Linked DNA regions of Homo sapiens: region 2 is linked to region 1. Evidence: chromatin loops called from intact Hi-C (ENCODE). Cell type or tissue: mesothelial cell of epicardium. All regions are shown on one strand.

Region 1 (2,500 bases):
AAAAGAAAGTTCCTAAGTAAAGGAAATAAAGGCGGCCCATAAACATGAAAAAATACTCAGCTTTACTTTAAATTAAGAGAGTGAAAATTGAAATAACAGGATACCACTTATTCATGTGGCAAAGATTATAAAGCGGGATGATGAATATTTAGGCAAATGGGCTTCTTGTAATTTTGTTGAAAATATGAATTTATAAAACCTTTTTGAAGGTTATAAAATTTTATCAAAATTTTATATGCATTTAAACCTAGACCAACCAAATGCAAGGATCTTCCCTACAGATAAACGTTCATAAACATACAAAAATGTATGTTTAAGGATGTTCACTGTTACATTGCTTATAAAAACCAACGACTCAAAACCAAAAGCACCTAAATGCCCAGAAAGAGGGGATTAAATGAATTATAGTAGGTACATATAATAAAACATTCTGCAACCATTTTTTAAAAGCTCATAGATCTATATGCATTGACATAAAAAATGTCCAAGATATATTGTTAAGTGAAAAATACAAGCTATGAAACTGTGTGTGCAACACAATTCTATTTAGGCAGGGAAAAAGGAAGTTATATCCTTGTTTATGAACAGAAAACAGACATCAATGGTTATCTTTGGGGAGTGGAATATGGATTGGGGAGAATAATTACTTTTGATTTCCTTTAATGCTGCTTGGATTTTTTAAAGACAGAAACATTTCATTTGTTATACTATTAAAAACTAGGCTGAGCTTGGTGTCTCATGCCTATAATCCCAGCACTTTGGGAAGCTGAGGCTGGAGGATTGCTTGAAGCCAGGAGTTCAAGACCCGCATGGGCAACATAATAAGAACCCATCTCTACAAAAAAATAAAAAATTAGTCCAGCATGGTGGCATGTGCCTGTAGTCCCAGCTACTGGGGAGGCTGAGGCAGGAGGACTGCTTGAGCCCAGGAATTTGAGGTTAGAGTGAGCTATGATCGCACCACTGCGTTCCAGCCTGGGAAACAGAAAGAGCCTATCTCAAAAAACCCTCAAACAACAACAGAACCCTAATTAGATAATAATAAAAATTTACCTAAAAAATTTGCACAATCCAAACTATACCATGTTCCAACATCGAGTTAAATAGGCCTCATTTCTATTCTAAAGAAAATACTTATTGTGGCACTTGTGTGGCTTAAGCTATAAGTGGAAGACTCTTCAGAACATAAGATGGAGCGGAGGAGAGGTTAAAGCCCAAGCCAGGTGGCTGCTGGGTTCCCCGCAGATCACGATCAGAGGTGACAGGTGAGAGTTTCTCTCCGGAGCAGGCCACTCACCGCATCCGTGTAGGTGTCCTCGGCCGGCTTCCAGTCGCCCCCGGGGTAGCGGCTCTCGTTCTGATAGACTTCATCAGTGAACTCCGTGTGACCTGCATCTGCCTCAGTCAGCAAGCTGTGGGGCGGGGAGGGCTCAAGTTACCCAAGGAGACCGGGTAACCGGCAGCCTCGGCGATTGCCAACACTCAGGAAGCATCTACACCCTGGGAGTGGCACCACTTCCCTCCTCGCTTTACCCCTGTTGGTTCTGACTCCAAATTCCTCTTTGTACTAATCGCTTTTGACATTCCTTTGAAGAAAGAGCCTGCTGGAACAATGTGACCTAAATCATAAAGAACTCCTCAAATTAACAAGGTTGCTCCTTCTCAGTAATGAGGATGGGGTCTGGGAAAACAGTATTGTGGGCAGCTTCTTACAGAGACCACAGACAACGCCTTCCATGTTTCTGTTTCAGTTCCGGGCTGCTCAGCTTTATCTCAATGAAACTCTTGGCTAACAGTTCAAAAGAAAAGGGAGCTGTCCCCACTATTTTTTAAAACAGAGTGTAGACGGTCTCATGAAGCCACATGTGGCTTGCTTGGTCTACATAACACAAACTGAAGGGAGGAGTTTAAGTTTTCTGGAGAGTTCCTAGGTAGACAGCCAAACCAGGTCATTTCAGACTCCAAACTCCATTTGGGCATTTGGGAAATCCATACTGACTCTCTGCCATGTTAATTTTCCTCTTGGATTTGGAATTCTTTGGACAACCCGCAGAGGAAAGTTACAGAGGCTCCAACTTTGACTCAAGTCTTCTGCCAGGTACCTACTCAAATGAGGGTTTTTTTTCCCTTTATTGTTTCTGCATCTTTTCTCTGCTGTATTCTCCCCTAGAATCCAGCACAGGAAAGGAATCAAAAAAACAAACAGTCCCAATCACTTATATGAATTGGGCATCACGTCTCTGGGCCTCAAAGAAGGAGAATAAAAGCCCTGGCTGCTGCCTGTAGGATTCCATCCAGCCCTGACATGCTTTGACCTTCTGCTTTTTCTATCACAATTTCCCTACCCTTTCCCTGTCCTCACTAACCTTCCTTCCTTCCAGCCAATTCAAACCCCATTTTCCTTTCCCTCACCAATTTCCCCCAACTCCACCCAGAGCAAGCTGCCTGAATTGAAAGCAATCACATGCAAGCAAGCACGTTTGGGTCTTAAGAGAGCAGT
Region 2 (2,500 bases), 480 kb before region 1:
GAAATGCAAACTTAAGGCTAATGTATCATTTGAAAAACTGGCAGAAAATAGGTTAGTGTTTGAAAAGGTATAAAATGACATTAAAAAGCATTAAAGGAAGTCAGAAGTAACTGATAGTATTTTGTCAGGGGTAAAAGAGTTAAGTTTTGTTTTCTTTTTGTTCTTTTCTTTTCTTTTCTTTTCTTTTTGAGATGGAGTCTTGCTCTGTTGCCCAGGCTGGAGTGCAGTGGTGCGATCTTGGCTCACTGCAGCCTCTGCCTCCTGGGTTTAAGTGATTCTCTTGCCTCAGCCTCCCGAATAGCTGGGACTACAGGTGTGTGCTACCACAACTGGCTAATTTTTTTGTATTTTTGGTAGAAACAGAGTTTCACCATGTTGGCCAGGCTGGTCTCAAACTCCTGGCCTCAAGTGATTCACCTGCCTTGGCCTCCCAAAGTGCTGGGATTACAGGCTTGAGCCACTGTGCCTGGCCTAAAGTTTTGTTTTCTGATAAAGGTTTGTAGAAAGCTTTGACACCAAAAGGTGTCAGTTGACACAAGCAGTGTCAATGCCCAGGGATTCCTGAACAATATTTCTGCTTCTAGTTTTCCAGTATTTGGAAGTCCATTTTCTTGCTAGTTTTTGTTTTTTCTTAAAAGCAGTTGATTGACATTTAGTAAAATACATGGGAAAGTCAGCCAGTGACTAGCATTTTAATGGCAATTGCTCTAGGTACTTTCTCAAATTATACACTATGCAGATGTAGCCCCTGACCATGCTCTTTTATGGTTATGCAACCAGTATATGTATTCTGTTAGTGAACAAAGCATTCTGGGACAGAGAAAAGCCATTTTTATTTTGTCTAGAAAAGAAACAATACTATTCTAGCAAATATAAGTAATTTCGGGACATTAGAATTAGATACTTTGAGATTATATCAGATTTTCCTCAAAGTGTAGACATTATTTTAGTAAAAAAGAGTAAATACATTTTATTTTCTTCACAGTTGTAATGGATTTATTCTTTACAATGAAGACTGCAGTGAATTAAAAAGATACCCAAAATAGTGTAAGGATATTACATGCTTTTTAACAAAAAATATATAAAAAGTGATGAGTTTTTTTCACAATAATACATCGTGAATGTTGGTTTTTCATCAGAAAGGGAACTTTTCCTTAAAAAAAATACTGTGGAATTTGATTACTAAGTCATTTATTTACAGAATATAGCATCTTTCCAAAAAATTCAAGTGGCCGTAGTTTCTCAGTTAAGACATTTGATTTGATGATAAAAGCATTAATTTCTAGTGAACCAATTTTAACATTTTAATGTCTTATCTTTCTTTTTGTATTTATTTTACTACCACTAGGTGGAGCCCTAAACACACAATTCAAGAAAGTATCTCTGCAAGATACTTTGTTTAAATTCCCTAAAGCCAATTTATAATCAGTTACAGCGAGTTAACTCATATTTAAACTTTGAAAACTTTGGTTTTCAAGGGTTGATATAATGAAGATAGAAAATGTGTTTGATACTTAAAATTTTTTTAGCTATATTTTTGAGACACAAAGTATTTTTATACATTCCGAGTTGCTAAAATTAAAATATGTAAGTAAAATCTTTAGTGTGGCATAAGCCATATTTGTTCTCTGTTCACATGAAGGTTAAAGTCAGCTCTTTTTTTTTTTTTTGAGATGGGAGTCTTTCCCTGTTGCCCAGGCTGGAGTGCAGTGGCGCAATCTTGGCTCACTGCAACCTCTGCTTTCCGGGTTCAAGTGATTCTCCTGCCTCAGCCTCCCAAGTAGCTGGGATACAGGTGTGCATCACCACGCCTGGCTAATTTTTGTATTTTTAGTAGAGACAGCGTTTCACCATATTGGCCAGGCTGGTCTGGAACTCCTGACCTTGTGATCCACCCACCTAAGCCTCCCAAAGTGCTGGGATTACAGGCGTGAGCCACTGTGCCCAGCCATCTCTTCTTTTAAAAATGATTTTGCATCTGTACTTCTGTCTGAGTTGCATTAAATTTTGCCAGAATTAGACATTTTATTGTGTTAAGCTTTTGGAAGGGATGACTGAGCTAACCCCCCCCTCTTTTTTACTTTTAAACAAATTTTATTTTATTTATTTATTTATTTTACCTTTGTCCTGAACTCTCTTACATTGATGTGTCATTATCTATATATAGAGCACTAAGGTATACTCTTATTGGATGTGGGAGAATGGAAAGTTTACTAATTTTCTAATGTTCGCTCTTGCTGGTTCTAGCATATAAATATGTGTGTGTTTGTTTACAGGAACTTGATTAGACTTAACAATAGAAATTATAAAATTTTGGGAGACTGAAAGAACGAAAAATTATTTTTGTTAAAATTGTTTATTGATTCAAAATTTAGAATGGCAATAAATCTAGCACATTCATATATGAATTAGGTAGATATAACTATAAACCAACTAGGCTCAAAGAGTGAGTACTGCTTAACAGCATTTCCTTTCTGTTCCTACAAATCAGAATTTCAAA

Evidence for each region. A loop is a pair of places that touch in the nucleus more often than their neighbours do. Peaks named below come from ENCODE experiments on the same cell type or tissue, not always from the same donor. Only the 100,000 strongest peaks of a DNase experiment are listed, where the experiment ranks them.
Region 2: it touches region 1 in a loop (24-fold over the local background); 35 of 110 quality-filtered maps call a loop at or near these places.

Annotation. Positions count from the first base shown.
Region 1 is chr10:93,362,664-93,365,163 of GRCh38, forward strand. It overlaps MYOF (myoferlin), which reads right to left. Exons shown (of 54, transcript NM_013451.4): 27 at 1,298-1,412. Among named protein-coding and RNA genes, the nearest start is that of MYOF, 120 kb to the right of the region's middle. In mesothelial cell of epicardium, no CTCF peak of the experiment used is centred here; a DNase peak (open chromatin) is centred at 1,379.
Region 2 is chr10:92,883,727-92,886,226 of GRCh38, forward strand. All of the region lies in intron 1 of EXOC6 (exocyst complex component 6), which reads left to right. Among named protein-coding and RNA genes, the nearest start is that of EXOC6, 36 kb to the left of the region's middle. In mesothelial cell of epicardium, CTCF peaks have their summits at 1,345 (motif pointing right) and 1,547; no DNase peak of the experiment used is centred here.